Linked DNA regions of Homo sapiens: region 2 is linked to region 1. Evidence: chromatin loops called from intact Hi-C (ENCODE). Cell type or tissue: heart left ventricle. All regions are shown on one strand. Each heading gives the region's core, and the rest is flanking DNA. Links, peaks and the distances in the headings are about the cores only. Region 1 holds the start of DNAAF2 (dynein axonemal assembly factor 2). Region 2 holds the start of POLE2 (DNA polymerase epsilon 2, accessory subunit).

Region 1 (8,000 bases), core at 1-8,000:
AGACAACAGGACTATGTAACTGAATGGCAGCAGGGTGAGGGAAAGAGGAATCAGCTTATGTTTTAGGTTTAAGTAGCTGGGTAGGCGGTATTATTTAGTGCAACTGGGGACAGAACAAGTTAGATATAAAAATCAAGATTTCTACGTAGAATTGTTAATGTGAGATGCCCATCAAACATCCAGGTGGATAACTGCGGGGCAGTGGCATGTGAGTCTCTTGGAGCTCAGTGGTCAGGTAGAACTGGAGATACCATTTTGGAGTCACTAGTCTCACCCCAGATGAGATCCACGAGGGCAAAGTTTTTTTTTTTTTTTTTTTTTTCTTTTTTTTAGGCTAGGCAAGGTGGCTCATTCCTGTAATCCCAGCACTTTGGGAGGCCGAGGAGGGTGGATCACCTGAGGTCAGGAGTTTGACAGCAGCCTGGCCAACGTGGCGAAACCCCGTCTCTACTAAAAATAGAAAAATTAGCCGGGCGTGGTGGTGGGCATCTGTAATCCCAGCTACTCGGGAGGTTGAGGCAGGAGAACTGCTTGAACCTGGGAGGCGGAGGTTGCAATGAGCTGAGATTGTGCCACTGCACTGCAGCCTAGATAACAAAGGGAGACTCTGTCTCAAAAAAAAAAAAGTACATTTTTTAACTCTAAAAGTATAAGATACATAAAATCTACTGTCAGCGTACAGCACAATGAATTTCACAAATTGCACACCCAATGTAACCAAGATTAACAGACCCTCACCCAGAAGCTCTCCCAACATGGCCATCACTAGCTTGGCTTAACAGATTTATTTTGCCATGTTTTGTCTATTATATGACAGAGTCATATGTATTATTTTACATCTGGTTTCTTTCAAGCACCATTATGTTAATGATACTCATCTATACTGTTGAGTAGTGCATTGTGTGGGTGGATATTTACATTTATCCATTCTACTATGAATGAGAATTTGGGTTGCTTCCAGAATTTGTCAACTATGAAATAGTGCCGCTATGAATACACACATTGTAGTACATGTGTTTTGGTGGGGATATGTGTTTCTGTTGAATGTGTATCTGGGAGAATTTCATTGTCGTAAGCCTTATGTTAACAGTGTTCCAATATATACTCCCAGGATATGAAAGTGCAATTGCTGGCTGGGCATGGTGGCTTGTGCCTGTAATCCCAGCACTTTGGGAAGCCGAGGTGGGCGGATCACCTGAGCTCAGGAGTTGGAGACCAGCCTGACCAACATGGTGAAATCCCATCTCTACTAAAAAATACAAAAATTAGCTGGGCGCAGTGGTAGGTGCCTGCAATCCCAGCTACTTGGGAGGCTGAGGCAGGAGAATTGTTTGAACCCAGGAGGCGGAGGTTGCAGTGAGCCAAGATCGCGCCAAAGCACCCCAGTCTAGGCGACAGAGCAAGACTCTGTCTCAAAAAAAAAAGCAATGCAACTGCTTCACATCTTTGTTAATTACCTATATAATAAGTGCAATAAGCACACAATAAATATCTGTTGAAAGGACTAATTTGAACACAGATGGCATTTAAAACTATGGGCTTGGATAAGACATCTTGGAAGAAATGTGATTAGGTAAGAGGGCTGATGAACAAAGCCTTGGGCAACTCCCACATTTGCAGAACTGGCAGGAGCATAAAGGAGGAAAATGGGAGAGCTTGGAGTTCTGCAAAACATGAGAAAAATGTGTTTCGAAGGGGCAGTCAACTGCTTTGAATGCTTCCAAGAGACCATAAGATAAGGCAGTGGTTTGGGAAAAGAGGATTCAGGAGTTCTGATCTTGGTCATTTCAAGCCTGAGTAGCTTATGCATTAATCACTCAAATGGACACCTCAAACGTGCAGCTGGATATAGGAGTGTAAAATCTGAGTCTAAGACAAGTATTTGTGAGTGTAAATATATTTCTGAAGGAGAGTATAGATGGGTAAGAGATTGGGTCCCAGTTTTGGGGCATTTCCATGTAGAAGTTGAAAAGAAGTAGATACCTACAGAGCAAAACTATGAGAGTGATGAGACAGAAGAGAAATCTGGAAAGTGTCTTGTCACTGAGGTAATGCCAACATCAACTGTGTTAAATGTTGCTGAGAATAGAAAAATGATCACTGAATTGACCAATTACCAATGAATAAATAATTACTCCAGTAAATAAATATACTTCCATATGATCATTTTGAATGGTTGCACAAAACTCTGTTGCGTGGCTCTACCAAAACCTGCTCAATCAGTTCCATTGTTGAATTTGTAGATTCTTCTCAAACCTTTAGAATCATAAATGATGTCACCTTGAGAATGTTCTAAGAGTATTGTGTCAAATACTCTAAGGGCATTTGGGTCAAAAAAATATGCACATTAGAAAGGTTTTAGGCCGGGCGCGGTGGCTCATGCCTGTAATCCCAGCACTTTGGGAGGCTGAGGTGGGCAGATCACATGAGGTCAAGAGTGGGAGACCAGCCTGGCCAACATGGTGAAATCCCATCCCTACTAAAAATACAAAACTTAGCCGGACGTGGTGGTGAGTCACTGTAATCCCAGCTACCTGGGAGGCTGAGGCAGGGAGAATTGCCTGAACCCGGGAGGCGGAGGTTGCAGTGAGCCAAGACTGCACCACTGCACTCCAGCCTGGGTGACAGAGTGAGACAGCCTCAAAAAAAAAAAAAAAAAAAAAAAGGTTTTGGACCTGGTGTGGTGGCTCATGCCTGTAATCCTATAATCCCAGCACTCTGGGAGGCCGAGGCGGGCGGATCACGAAGTCAGGAGATCGAGACCATCCTGGCTAACACGGTGAAACCCTGTCTCTAGTAAAAATACAAAACATTAGCTGGGCGTAGTGGCAGGCGCCTGTAGTCCCAGCTGCTCGGGAGGCTGAGGCAGGAGAGTGGCGTGAACCTGGGAGGTGGAGCTTGCAGTGAGCCGAAACTGCGCCACTGCACTCCAGCCTGGGTGACAGAGCGAGACTCTGTCTCAAAAAAAGAAAAACAAAACAAAACAAAACAAAGTACGGTGGTGGGTTGGTTTGAAGAATCTAAGAGGGCTATTTCTGGCATTTCCACTATTCCACCATGATTTCCTTGAGAGACTTGCTCTGTCGCCCAGGCCGGAGTGCAGTGGCGCGATCTTGGCTCACCGCAAGAGCTCTGCCTCCTGGGTTTCACCCCATTCTACTGCCTCAGCCTTCCGAGTAGCTGGGACTACAGGCACCCGCCACCATGCCCGGCTAATTTTTTGTATTTTTAGTAGAGACGGGGTTTCACCGTGTTAGCCAGGATGGTCTCGATCTCCTGACCTCGTGATCCGCCCGCCTAGGCTTCCCAAAGTGCTGGGATTACAGGCCTGAGCCACCGCGCCCGGCCTATTCCACCATGATCTCTACCCCTCCTCCCGAATGTTAGTGGTGTAACTATGACAACAAGCACGCGCTGCTCAAGGCTCAATTTTCCAGCCGTTACCGACCTCCACCGCGTCACTGTACGCTGCCCAGAAACTCTGAGGCGGATCCCCCAACCCAGTGTCAGACTGATCGCCTTTGGCCCGAGGGCGAGGAGCCACAGGACAGTATGGCCAAAGCGGCGGCCTCCTCGTCGCTGGAGGACTTGGACCTGAGCGGAGAGGAGGTCCAGCGGCTCACCTCCGCCTTCCAGGACCCGGAGTTCCGGCGAATGTTCTCCCAGTACGCCGAGGAGCTCACCGACCCGGAGAACCGGCGGCGCTACGAGGCGGAGATCACCGCGCTAGAGCGTGAGCGCGGGGTGGAAGTGCGGTTCGTGCACCCGGAGCCCGGCCATGTGCTGCGCACCAGCCTGGACGGGGCGCGGCGCTGCTTTGTGAATGTCTGCAGCAACGCGTTGGTGGGCGCGCCCAGCAGCCGGCCCGGCTCCGGTGGCGACCGGGGCGCAGCTCCTGGCAGCCACTGGTCCCTGCCCTACAGCCTGGCGCCCGGCCGCGAGTACGCGGGGCGCAGCAGCAGCCGCTACATGGTCTACGACGTGGTCTTCCATCCAGACGCGCTTGCGCTGGCCCGGCGGCACGAGGGCTTCCGCCAGATGCTGGACGCCACGGCCCTGGAGGCCGTCGAGAAGCAGTTCGGCGTGAAGCTGGACCGCAGGAATGCCAAGACCCTGAAGGCCAAGTATAAGGGGACCCCAGAGGCTGCGGTGCTGCGCACGCCCCTGCCCGGGGTCATCCCCGCAAGGCCTGACGGGGAGCCGAAGGGTCCTCTCCCGGACTTCCCCTACCCTTACCAGTACCCGGCAGCCCCCGGGCCCCGGGCGCCCTCCCCTCCGGAAGCGGCCTTGCAGCCCGCCCCCACCGAGCCTCGCTACAGCGTGGTGCAGCGCCACCACGTGGACCTCCAGGATTACCGCTGCTCCAGGGACTCAGCCCCGAGCCCCGTGCCCCATGAGCTGGTGATCACCATCGAACTGCCGCTGTTGCGCTCGGCCGAGCAGGCGGCGCTGGAGGTAACGAGAAAGCTGCTGTGCCTCGACTCGAGGAAACCTGACTACCGGCTGCGGCTCTCGCTCCCGTACCCAGTGGACGATGGCCGCGGCAAGGCACAATTCAACAAGGCCCGGCGGCAGCTGGTGGTTACGCTGCCAGTGGTGCTGCCGGCCGCGCGCCGGGAGCCCGCTGTCGCCGTCGCCGCCGCCGCGCCGGAAGAGTCCGCGGACCGGTCCGGAACTGACGGCCAGGCCTGCGCTTCCGCTCGCGAGGGGGAGGCGGGACCCGCGAGGAGTCGCGCGGAGGACGGAGGCCACGATACCTGCGTGGCTGGGGCTGCGGGCTCCGGGGTCACCACCCTGGGCGACCCGGAGGTGGCGCCTCCGCCGGCCGCAGCTGGAGAGGAGCGTGTCCCCAAGCCGGGGGAGCAGGACTTGAGCAGGCACGCGGGGTCACCGCCGGGCAGCGTGGAGGAGCCATCTCCTGGAGGAGAAAACTCACCTGGTGGCGGAGGCTCCCCTTGTTTGTCCTCCCGGAGCCTGGCGTGGGGTTCTTCTGCGGGAAGAGAGAGTGCGCGCGGAGATAGCAGTGTGGAAACACGCGAGGAGTCGGAGGGCACGGGCGGCCAGCGCTCAGCCTGCGCCATGGGTGGTCCCGGGACCAAGAGCGGGGAGCCTTTGTGTCCTCCGTTACTGTGTAATCAGGACAAAGAAACCTTGACTCTGCTCATTCAGGTGCCTCGGATCCAGCCGCAAAGTCTTCAAGGAGATTTGAATCCCCTCTGGTACAAATTACGCTTCTCCGCACAAGACTTAGTTTATTCCTTCTTTTTGCAATTTGCTCCAGAGAATAAATTGAGTACCACAGAACCTGTGATTAGCATTTCTTCAAACAATGCAGTGATAGAACTGGCAAAATCTCCAGAGAGCCATGGACATTGGAGAGAGTGGTATTATGGTGTAAACAACGATTCTTTGGAGGTAACAGTTCTTTCCAGAGTCCTCATATTTGAAATATCCCATCTCACTTTAAAAATTTGCTATTACCGGCCGGGCGCGGTGGCTCACGCCTGTAATCCCAGCATTTTGGGAGGCCGAGGCGGGCGGATCACGAGGTCAGGAGTTCTAGACCAGCCTGGCCAATACGGTGAAATCCCGTCTCTACTAAAAATGCAAAAATTAGCCGGGCATGGTAGCGGGCGCCTGTAGTCCTAGCTGCTCGGGAGGCTGAGGCAGGAGAATCGCTTGAACCCGGGAGGCGAAGCTTGCAGTGAGCCAAGATCGCGCCACTGCACTCTAGCCTGGGCGACAGAGGGAGACTCCGTCTCAAAAACAAAAAACAAAAAAAAAAACAACTTAAAATTTGAAGTTCTGAAGACTCTTTAAACTCATAAATGGACAATTGGTGGTTTTTGTTAATGTTACATGTAATTTTTTTAGCTCTTTTAACATAAACAAGAGTTAAGTGTTGAGAAACAACACTAGCTGCACGGATTATATATTAAAAATTAAGTATTAGTTGGCTGGGTGCGGTGGCTCACGCTTGTAATCCCAGCACTTTGGGGGGGCCAAGGCGGGTGGATCTTCTGAGGTCAGGACTTTGAGACCAGCCTGACCAACATGGCGAAACCCCGTCACTATTAAAAATACAAAAATTAGCTGGGCGTGGTGGCGGGCACCCGTAATCCCAGCTACTTGGGAGGCTGAGGCAGGAGAATCACTTGAACGCAGGAGGTGGAGGTTGCAGTGAGCCGATATCATGCTACTGCACTCCAGCCTGGGCAACAAGAGCGAAACTCTGTATCAAAAAAAAAAAAAAAGAAAAATTAAGTATTAGACTTTGGGCTTTAACTTACGAGAAAATTTTACTTTTCCCTCGTTTTTCTAGAAATTTGCTAGGAAGTTACATGTGTAATTTTTGAGTTGGGTATCTCTATGAGAAGTGGCTAATTGGAAACCTTCCAAAAGTGGTAAAATAAATAGCTGGGCTAGCTAAGGTAGTTTGTTAGAATATAAAATATGAAACTGAGTATCTGTTTTTGTCATCAGAAGTGGGACATTTAGGAAAGGGCAGTTGTTTTCCTGTAACAGTTTTAGTAAATATGAAAATAACCCACAATGTGGGAAGAAAACTTTGTAGACAAGCAATTAAGAAAATATTCAATAATACATTTTAATCCGATTTTCAAGTATGCTAACATTTTAGAAAATAAACGACGAAAATGGGATTAGGGCAACTGTATTTTATATCTTTGAAGCCTGAAATAGATTTGTAATTACTTCACTAATCATCACATTTTTCTAAAGCTGATGGAACAACAGCATGTAACTCTTTTGCTTTACTTTGTACTGGACCAGGCTCTCAGTGTTAAATTTTTGGAAAAAAATCATGAGTAGTGGAACATATATAATGATAATATTATATGCATTACATGAAAATAATCATAAAGAGACTGTTATGTGGCTTTCAAGGTCAGAACTTTACAAATAAATACTAAATATATGTATTGAAGTTTTCAGTGTTTACTGACAATTTTCCTAAATCTTCAGAGCCTCTGAGGTCAGTAACTTTTTCAGTTCATTAGTCATTTAATCAGTCATTAGACTGAGAAGGCAAGTTTATGCAAATCTTCTGGTTGTTTTTTGAGATGGAGTCTTGCACCGTCGCCCAGACTGGAGTGCAGTGGGGCGGCTCACTCACTGCAAGCTCCACCTCCCGGGTTCACGCCATTCTCCTGCCTCAGCCTCCCGAGTAGCTGGGCCTACAGGCACCTGCCACCACGCCAGGCTAATTTTTTGTATTTTTAATAGAGATGGGGTTTCACCGTGTTAGCCAGGATGGTCTTGATCTCCTGACCTCGTGATCCACCCGCCTCGGCCTCCCAAAGTGCTGGGATTACAGGCATGAGCCACCGCGCCCGGCTGCAAATCTTCTGTATTTTAATCATAACCATGTCCACTATATATTCCTTCGGATAACTAAAAATTAAAATATTTGGTGTATTATTTGCAAGGAGTCAAAGATGATGTCTTTTCCCAGAGGCATGAACCTTAGAAATGCTTTCGATGGGGATGTTTCTGTAACACTGTGTTATTCTGGATCTTCAAATAATAGCAAAGCCAGTTACTCTAAATGTAAAATTTTTCTATTCCCAAGGTTCACTTTTGTTTGGTAGGTTTTCACGATTTTAAATACTGTTTAATGGAAGAAAAATACGTAGCCAGGCGTGGTGGCTCACACCTGTAGCCCCGGAACTTTGGGAGACTGAAGCAGGCAGATCACGAGGTCAGGAGATTGAGACCATCCTGGCCAACAAGGTGAAACCCTGTCTCTACTAAAAATACAAAAATTAGCTGGGCGTGGTGGTGCACGCCTGCAGTCCCAGCTACTTGGGAGGCTGAGGCAGGAGAATTGCTTGAACCCGGGAGGTGGAGGTTGCAGTGAGCTGAGATCACGCAGTTGTACTCCAGCCTGGTGACAGAGTGAGACTCTTTCTCAAAAAAAAAAAAAGTGTGTGTGTGTGTGTAGAGAGTTTGTGTGTGTGTGTGTGTGTGTAGAGAGTTTA
Region 2 (9,882 bases), core at 392-8,391, 54 kb before region 1:
ACGCGGCGAGGGTCGAGATTGGTGGGAAGGCGGAGCCAGTGCGTCTGCAACGTCCCGCGGCTCTCGCTCGGGAAGTCGAGCCAGGGGCGGCGCGGCTGTGGAGGGACGTTCTGGCTCCTCGCAGTGGGCAAGGGGCCTGGGCTTTCCACGCGCAGATTCCTTCTCTCTTGGAATTGTGTTTTGGCAGTACAGCCTCATTTAGTAGTCAGTCTGTAGTCAGATTCCTTGATTATCTCAAAATGTCTTTTCTATAGTTGGTTTGTTCAGCACCGTAATTCGTTGTTAACGCCTCTTAAGACTTTACGTCTGTTTTACTCTAGAATAGCTTCTCTCCCTTCTCTCTTGTGCCATTTGTTTGTTATATGGATTAGTTTTCTTATTTTCCTACAGCCGTACCACCTTCTGGGTTTGGTTCCTCAGTGTCTTTTCTCATTAACTTGTGCATCCTTTCCCCATACTTCTTTTAGGCTGGAAGCTGTATCTAAAAGCTTTATTAGATTCTAGTTCAGATTTTTTTTTGGAAAATACTTCATATTGCATCACATTAGAAGGCACTTAAGTCTGGTGCACTTTAATGATACTTTCTATTGTTTATTTTTGACTATACAAATAAACAGAGTATCTGCTCCTTTTCTTACACAAAAGGAAGTATATACAGTGTTCCTTAACTTTCTCTTTTCACTTGACGATCCATATCAGGATACAGCAAGCAGTCTCCTCAGTCCTTTTCATAGCTTCATAGCACTCCACCGATTGGATGTGTCATAGCTTATTCAAACAGATTCTTATTGATGGACATATCGGTTATTTCCAGGTTTTTTTGGCTATCATAAATAATGCTGCGATGAAACGTTATGCATATGTTATTTTGTATTTGTACAAGCCTATCTTTGGAGTAGAGTTCTAGATGTGGAATTGCTGGGTCAGAGGATAAATGCATATTTAACTTTACAAATGTAACTGGATTGCAGTGGCTCACGCCTCTCATCTAAGCACTTTGGGAGGATGAGGTAGGCGGATCACTTGAGCTCAGGAGTTTGAGACCAGCCTGGCCAACCTGGGCAATCCCGTCTCTACTAAAAATACAAAAATTAGCCGGGCGTGGTGGCGCATGCCTGTAATCCCAGCTACAAAGGCAAGAGAATCGCTTTAACCCGGGAGGTGGAGGTTGCAGTGAACCGAGATCGCGCCACTGCACTCCGGTCTGGGCGACAGAGCAAGGTTCCTTAGAAAGAAAGAGAGAAAGAGAGAGAGAGGGAAAGGGAGAGAGAAAGAAAGAAAAAGGAGGAAGGGAGGGAAGGAAGAAGGGAGGGAGGGAGGAAGGGAGGAAGGAAGGAAGAAATTCAAGATAGACAAAAGTGATCTATGATAATAGAAAGCAGAAAAGTGGTCATTTGGGAGTAGGGAGGGGGAGGGGACTGATGGAAAGGAGTACAGGAAGTGTTCTGGAGTGATTAAAATGTTCTGTATCTTGATTGAGGTGGTGGTTACATGGGTGTATACATTTATCAAAATGCATTGAACTGCATACAGATATGTGCATTTTACTTAGTGTAAACTATATGTCAATCATAATTCTCACTCCATCACTTTATTGTTACTAGTAATATTGGTATTGTATTTTTGAAATGGAGCATTTGTCCTCCTGGACTGTAGAGTCTGGTGGAGTCTATAGACCAGCAAACAGACAATTACCATACCGTGCAGTAAGTGTGAAAATAGCAAAAGTCCAGGGCACCTTGGGTGTACAGAGGCCCTTTAACTCAGATTGAGGGAAGACAGGGAAGGTTCCTGAGAGAAAGTAAAGTCTAAGTTAAGAACTGAATGATGAACGGAAGTTGTTCAAGGAACTTTCATTCGTGAGAGGGAAGAGTCAAGGATATGCCTAGTTTACCAGCTTGGTCACTGGGTGGGAGGTGGGTGGAGCCCTTCGCTAGGTTATTGAACATGGGAGGAGGAACAGGTTTGGGGGAGGGCAGGGCTAATGGTGAGTTCATTTGGAGGCATATTGAGTTGGATTTGAAGTCTAAGAGAGCTAAGGGCTAGAGATAGGGATTTTGGAGTCATCAGCATATAATTGTTCATTTAAGTATTGGGACTTTATGAGCTGGCCAGGTGAAGGAGCCATAGAAGAAGTTGAAAATTTATTAGAGAAAGAGAATTATGATTGGGAACATTTATGGGAAAAGGGGAATTGTGAGGTCAGATTGTGAGAGAAAGCTGGGCAACTGGAATTGATTATTTTCTCTCCAATTTCTTAATATAAAAAGTAGCAAACCAAAAAAAGTTGAAAAAATAGTTCAAAGAGTACCTGTGTATCTTCCACTCCAGGTTAATAATTATTAATACTACCATACTAGCTTTATGTTTGTTGGTATGTGTGTGTCTGTCTTTTTCATTTTGTTGAATTATTTGAGAGTGGGAGTGCCTTATGGAGAAAATACATGTGATAAATAAGCTTCCTTCAGCTATGAGTTATAGGGCTCTTGGCCCTGAGTTCAGTGTTAACGAATCACAATGTAAAGATGTCTTTACATAAAAACACACATAAAACAAGGTTATAGGCCGGGCGCGGTGGCTCACGCCTGTAATCCCAGCACTTTGGGAGGCCGAGACGGGGGGATCACGAGGTCAGGAGATCGAGACCATCCTGGCTAACACGGTGAAACCCCGTCTCTACTAAAAATACAAAAATTAGCCGGGCATGGTGGCGCGCGCCTGTAGTCCCAGCTACACGGGAGGCTGAGGCAGGAGAATGGCGTGAACCCGGGAGGCGGAGCTTGCAGTGAGTCGAGATCGCGCCACTGCACTCCAGCCTGGGCGACAGAGCGAAACTCCGTCTCAAAAAAAAAAAAAAAAAAAAAACAAAACAAGGTTATATGTTGATCAGTTGATGAAAACATTGTCACCAGAGGCTCACAGGAACCTAATTCTGTACTTCCCCTAGTAGGAATGGTTTAGTATTCAATAATTATTTGTTGGTGGCTACTTATAAAATCTAACTATCACAGGTACAGTAATGAGAATTAACTATATGTCTTTCTATTCGTATTTCCTATCCTTTCTTACATAAAAATTAAAAATTTCTTTGTACTTTTTGTCTTTGAAAAATATTTCACTAAATAAAGAGAACTGTGTTCAAAAATCACTTGTGATGTTATGTTACCAATTTAATATACAATTAGGTGTATTAGTTTTAGTATGCATTCAATTTTAAGCTCACCTTTTTATTTTCTATTTTTTGAATATGTAAAACATGCACATGGATTAAAAGTCTCACTGTAAAGAAAGTTTTCACTTTCATCCCTATCCCCTCACCCCTTTGTAGTTAACCATTTTTGTGGTCTCTGATTTAACCTTCCAGAGTTGTTTTGTTGTTGTTGTTGCTGTTGTTTTGAGACAGAGTCTCACTCTTGTTGCCTAGGCTGGAGTGTAATGGCCCCATCTCGGCTCACCGCAACCTCTGTCTCCCGGGTTCAGACAATTCTCCTGCCTCAGCCTCCCGAGTAGCTGGGATTACAGGCATGCGCCACCATGCCTGGCTAATTTTTTTGTATTTTTGTAGAGACGGGGTTTCTCCATGTTGGTCAGGCTGGTCTCGAACTCCTGACCTCAGATGATCCGCCCACCTCGGCCTCCCAAAGTGCTGGGATTACAGGCGTGAACCACTGCGCCCGGCTTTTTTTGTTTTTGAGACAGAGCCTTGCTTTGTTGCCCAGGCTGGAGTGGTGGCACGATCTCGGCTCACTGCACCCTCCGCCTCCGAGGCTCAAGAGATTCTCCTGCCTCAACCTCCCCAGGAGCTGGGATTACAGGCGCGCGCCACCACGCCTGGCTAATTTTTTTTTTTTTTTTTTTTTTTTGGTAGAGACGGGGTTTCACCATGTTGGCCCGGCTGTTCTCGAACTCTTGGCCTCAAGTGATCTGCCAGCATCGGCCTCCCAAAGTTCTGGGATTACAGATGTGAGCCACCGCGCCCGGGCCCAGAGGTTTTTAAAATGCAAAAACAAATACATATACTTTTGTTTCCCTTCCTTCATTAAACTTCGCTTTTTTTTAAAAAAGAAAAAAACCCGTATACGTTGGAGGTCACTTTATATTGGTACTGTGAAATCATCCTCCTGTTTTATAAGCCGCGTGTTTACTTATAAGCACTCCACGGGTTAGTCAACTCATTGGAGCAAGCGTTTTGAAGTGTGGCAGATTGACAGTCCACCTGAAATCAGAATAACTGAGTTCAAATCCTGACTACACCATTTAACTCGTCGTTTCATCTTGAGCAAGTCCTTTACCATTTTTGTGTCTCAGTTTTCTCATCTGTAAAATGAGGCTGTTGTGGAAAAGACAGTAGACAGCTCACTGGGCTGTCATGAGCAACACATGAATTCACACATTTAAAGTGCTTATGACAGTGCATGGCGCATACGAAGCCCTCAAGTTAAATAAAAATCGGGGTAGGTGGGAGCGATGGAGATTTATAACAGCTTCCGGTAAATGTCGAGGCACAGTATTTCCAGAGCTTGTGCGAAGTAGGGAACCCAACAGCTCTCATGGCCTCGAAAGAAGGGGGATCCTGTGTCCGGGAAGCTCGGCCGCAGTCCTGCAATGTCTAGGGCAGCGGTGAGAGCGCTGTGGCTGGCTCAACGCAGCCCGACACCAGGGAAGACGCTCTGGCCCTCAGTTTCCCGGCAGCAAAGGAGCGCGAGGTGGTCTCCACTTTCAGCCTACTCGGTCCGGGGTTGCGAACTGTAAGGTCTGAGTTGCTGCGGCGCAGGCAGCGGAGACCAAGCAGGGATCTTAACAGGGTTTAGCGCCACGCGGGCCAGGGCCGAGGCCGGAGCTGGGAGGGGCGCGCCCGGGAAGGGGCGGAGCTGCGGCGGTGGCGCCAAATCGCAAATATGGCGCCGGAGCGGCTGCGGAGCCGGGCGCTCTCCGCCTTCAAGTTGCGGGGCTTGCTGCTCCGTGGGTGAGTGGGCTCGGGCAGCTTGAAGGGCGAGAGGGAAGAGCTGGGGCCCGTCTGCCTGGTGCGGCAGCGGGACGCACCGCGGCGGCTCCCCGCGCGCCGAGAGGGGGCTTGACCTTAAATTTCAGAGTTCTAAGAAGCGGTCGGGCGCGGTGGCTCACGCTTGTAATCCCAGCACTTTGGGAGGTCGAGGCGGGCGGATCACGAGGTCAGGAGATCGAGACCATCCTGGCCAACATGGTGAAGCCCCGTCTCTACTAAAAATACAAAAATTAGCTGGGCGTGGTGGCGCGCGCTTGTAGTCCCAGTTAGTTGGGAGGCTGAGGCAGGAGAATCGCTTGAACCCGGGAGGAGGAGGTTGCGGTGAGCCGATATCGTGCCACTCTACTCCATCCTGGCGACAGAGAGAGACTCCATTAAAAAAAAGTTCTAAGAAGCGAGGTGGATCTTGAGGCTGCCGTGCCTTCTTTGGTTTCCCCGACCCATGCGAGGAGTTTAATGTTTCTTCTAGGCGGGCCGAGGCTCTTCTGCACATGTCAAACTGAGCCCGAGAAGCTGCAACCTATCTATGGCAGCCGGTTATCAACATTGTGACCTGGACAGCTCTCAGGCTCCCGGGAAGGTTGCTGAGACATAAGATGAGAGACCCGAGAAAGCCCACTTGCACGTCTGCAGTTGCCAATTTATGTGAAAGTCAGGTTTCCTGGGCATATCCGTGTTTTTGAGGACCTATAGAACATATGAACCTTCCCAAGATTTCTCTCATTAAATCTGCTCCGTGTTTTAGAGTTCTATATGTACGTGTGTGTGTGTGTGTGTGTGTGTGTGTGTGTGTGTGGTGTGTGTGTATATATATATATGTATTTTTTTTTTTTTGAGTCATGGTCTCACTCTCGCCCAAGCTGGAGGGCAGTGATGCGAACTTGACTTACTGCAGCCTCAACCTCCTGGGCTGAAGTAGCTGGGACTGCAGGCATGGGCCACCATACCTGGCTGATTTTTTGTTGTTGTATGTTTTTTAGAGACGGGGTCTGGCTATGTTGCCCAGGCTGGTCTTGAACTCCTGGGCTCAAGTAGTCCTCGCGCCGTGGCCTCCCAGAATGCTGGAATTACAGGCGTGAACCACTGCGCCTGACCTAGAACACAATATTTTATACATATTGAAATACCTGCTGGATTGGATATACCTCTCTGTATCAGTTTTTATTGCTTTTGTGTGTGTAGATTTTTGGTTGGTTTTGTGAGTTTTATGGGACTTTTAACTGTGCTTTGGGAGATGCCTTGGGAGAAAATAATGAATTTTGTTCAATTGGTCCTTGACATTTTGAAAGCATGAGGAACTGATGAATTAACTTTCTTTTCGCTTAGAATTTGACCTAATATTAAGCTTTTGTTCATTAATTATTTCAGTCATAAGTATACTTAAATCTGTTAGCTGCAAAGCACCGTGCTGGGGTAAGGGGGTGCAATAGAGAGCAAGAGCTTTGTAGGGGGCAGATAATGTATTCTATTGCTGCGTGACAAATTACCCCACAATTTAAAGGCTAAAACAGTACACATTATCTCAAATTTTCTGTGGGTTAGGAATTCAGGTGTGGCTTAGTTGGGTCCTCAACTTCAGGGTCTTTTCACAAGGTTGCAGTCAAGATGGATCATCTCAAATGTTGTCCAGACAGCATTCGCTTCAAGCTCATTCAGTTGTTGGCAGGATTCAGTTCCTGATTGCCTGGCAGGCTGTTGGCTGGAGGCTATCCTCAGTCCCTTGCCATGTGTGCCCCCAACATGGCTTCATCAAGAGAGAGAGTCTTCTAGTAACTCTGAGGCAACCTAATCAAGGAGGTGACATCTTGTTATTTTTAAATTTTTTTTACTTTTAAATTTTACTTTCAAAATTATAATACAGTAAGTTATTCTATCCCTTTTGCTATATTCTATTTTTAGAAACAAGTTACTAGGTCCAGCCCACACTTAAGGGCAGGGGATTACATAGGTGTAACTACCAGGAGTAATGGATTATTAGGGGCCATCTTAGAAGTCTGTCTACCATGGATATTAAATGACTATTTTACAGCTATTTAATCTCAATTGTGAAAGGGATTCCAGGAAAGAAGGGCTATGAGAGTTTATGATAAGGTGTATAAACTGCCCTAGAGTCAAGGAAGAACTTCACTGCAGAAGTGGTTTGGGCTGACTTAAAGAATGAGCAGGACTTGGCTGGGCGCAGTGGCTCACGCCTGTAATCCCAGCACTTTGGGAGGCTGAGGTGGGCGGATCACGAGGTCAGGAATTCGAGACCGGCCTGACCAACATGATGAAACCCTGTCTCTACTAAAAATACAAAAAAAAAAACCAACCAGCCAGACGTGGTGATGTGCACCTGTAACCCCAGCTACTCAGGAGGCTGAGGCAAGAGAATCGCTTGAACCCGGGAGGTGAAGGTTGCAGTGAGCCAAGATTACGCCACTGCACTTCAGCCTGGGTAAGAGAGCGAGACTCCATCTCAAAAAAGAAAGAAAGAAAAAAAAGAAAGAACAGGACCTGACTAGGTGGAGAGAAGAGTGGGAGGAAATGGCCATATAAAGACCCTAAAGCAGGAGAGTGCCAGGAAGGCCAGGGACATGGTATGAGCTTAATGGGATTTGGCAGGGGCAAGATTCTGTATGGCTTTACAGGCTTTGGTCTATGCTAAGAACTGTCCCAAGATGCAACCAAAATGTATATGATTTTAGGGACTCAGTGGTCAAATATTTATGGACCACCTTCAAGTGTATTTAGAACTCTGTGGAAGGATGGCACAGAGTTCTAAGTTACAGTTTTAAAGTTATCTATAATTCAGTTCTCAGTTATCTATAATAAATTTGAGAGATGCAACACCTACACACAAAACAACTAATAAAGCAACCCAATATATAGAACAATTAGTGTTATGGCTATAACAATAATATGTGAAATGTTAAATTGTGTGCTACAAATACAGAATGGCATGTAATTAGCTAATTGTTTAATATTGTAATCAGCAATAATATTGATGTGAGGTATAAAGTGTGCTACAAATACAGAATGGCATGTAGTGGCATGTAACTAGTTAATCATGTTCATTCTGATCATTGTTGGGATTTAGGTAAGGAATTAATGTGATTTTATTTTATTTATTTATTTTTTTTGAGATGGAGTTTCTCTGTTGCCCAGGCTGGAGTGTAGTGGCCCGATCTCCGCTCACTGCAAGCTCCGCCTCTCAGGTTCACTCCGTTCTCCCTCCTCAGCCTCCCAAGTAGCTGGGACTACCGGCGCCCGCCACCATGCCTGGCTAATTTTGTTTTTGTATTTTTAGTAGAGATGGTGTTTCACCGTGGTAGCCAGGATGGTTTCGATCTCCTGACCTCGTGATCTGCCCGTCTTGGCCTCCCAAAGTGCTGGGATTACAGGCGTGAGCCACCGCGTGCCCAGCCATGATTTTTTTTTTTTTTTTTTTTTTTTAATGATGGTCAGACTCCATGAAGCAGGTGGCAGTGCCTTACCATATGTGTATTGTCAGGCCCGAGGGCCTCTTCCATCTTTGTCAAGTGGAGTGCCAACCTCTCCTTTCGTATAACACAAATTCATGTGATTTTAATGAGTGTTGCTTCTATGATTATATTCAAATGTCATAGTTTTTTAAAGCCTTTTTTTTTTTTGAGACGGAGTCTCGCTCTCTCGCCCAGGCTGGAGTGCAGTGGCGCGATCTCGGCTTACTGCAAGCTCTGCCTCCCGGGTTCACGCCATTCTCCTGCCTCAGTCTCCCGAGTATCTGGGACTACAGGCGCCCGCCACCATGCCCGGCTAAATTTTTTGTGTTTTTAGTAGAGACGGGGTTTCATCGTGTGTTAGCCAGAATGGTCTTGATCTCCTGACCTCATGATCCGCCCGCCTCGGCCTCCCAAAATGCTGGGATTACAGGCGTGAGCCACCGCGCACAGCCAAGCCTATTTTTTTTCTTATTTTACAATTGAAAACAGTGATTATTGGAATTTACTTTGAACAAGTGCATTATCAAATTAAATATATGAGTGTCTTATGTTCAGGATATGGTGCTTGACATTGAAACAGATGGACTCTTGCCTTAAATGTAGGGTAGTAAGTAATAAAAGGCTAATGTAATATATCAGATCTAAGGTATATGTAAATGTGATTTTTAACAATTTCAGAAGAAAGGGGAGATTGCAGCAGGTAGAGCTGGTCTAGGAAGCCTTCTTAGAGGAAGGATGTGATTTGAGGCTTTATGTTAGCAAGGCATAGGAGGATGATTTTGTTCAGAAAGCACAGGAAAGATAAAGTGCTACTTGAAGAGAGCAGTTAGTGGTTCTTCCTTTCAGTGCCAGATTGATGAGTATTTGCTGCTTTTTGGCAGAAAACTTTTAGCCTTTAATTACTAATGACCTGCCTCATTTTTCCTTTCCTTTTCTTAGTGAAGCTATTAAGTACCTCACAGAAGCTCTTCAGTCTATCAGTGAATTAGAGCTTGAAGATAAACTGGAAAAGATAATTAATGCAGTTGAGAAGCAACCCTGTAAGTAATATTTTCTGATAACTCCTAAATTGTTAATATAGTTCTGCATCTTCAGTTAGATGTATAGATTTAAATTGAAGTTGAGGCTTCACTATTAAGATGTCCCAGTGTTATAAGATGTATGCATGGTAGCATTTCTTCCCAAGGGGTAATACCTTTAGTTTATTTTAATTTTTTTTTCTTTCTTTTTTGGGATGGAGTCTCGCTCTGTTGCCCAGGCTGGAGTGCAATGGCGCTATCTTGGCTCACTGCAACCCCCACCTCCCGGGTTCAAGCAATTTTCTTGTCTCAGCCTCACGAGTAGGTGGGATTACAGGCACACACCTCCATGTCAGGCTAATTTTTTGTATTTTAGTAGAGATGGGGTTTCACT

What was found. Hi-C counts contacts between places; a loop is a spot of excess contacts. Peaks named below come from ENCODE experiments on the same cell type or tissue, not always from the same donor. Only the 100,000 strongest peaks of a DNase experiment are listed, where the experiment ranks them.
Region 2: a loop joins it to region 1, with 3 times the contacts of the local background. A loop is called at or near these places in 62 of 110 quality-filtered maps.

The regions. Positions count from the first base shown.
Region 1 is chr14:49,630,702-49,638,701 of GRCh38, reverse strand. It overlaps DNAAF2 (dynein axonemal assembly factor 2), which reads left to right and starts at 3,458. Exons shown (of 3, transcript NM_018139.3): 1 at 3,458-5,415. The coding sequence starts at 3,553. RefSeq lists silencers at 3,837-3,886, 4,117-4,356, 4,627-4,896 and enhancers at 3,814-4,574, 4,387-4,626, 5,177-5,236, 5,307-5,516, 5,335-6,095 and 1 more. In heart left ventricle, for the core only: CTCF peaks have their summits at 4,138 and 4,347 (motif pointing left); DNase peaks (open chromatin) are centred at 3,781, 4,311 and 4,701; H3K4me3 peaks cover 4,671 bases; H3K27ac peaks cover 3,401 bases.
Region 2 is chr14:49,683,220-49,693,101 of GRCh38, reverse strand. It overlaps POLE2 (DNA polymerase epsilon 2, accessory subunit), which reads left to right and starts at 4,888. Exons shown (of 19, transcript NM_002692.4): 1 at 4,888-4,966; 2 at 9,409-9,509. The coding sequence starts at 4,899. It also overlaps the pseudogene RNU6ATAC30P. RefSeq lists a silencer at 4,776-4,825 and enhancers at 4,130-4,889, 4,890-5,651. In heart left ventricle, for the core only: a CTCF peak has its summit at 4,801; a DNase peak (open chromatin) is centred at 4,841; H3K4me3 peaks cover 2,213 bases; H3K27ac peaks cover 1,175 bases.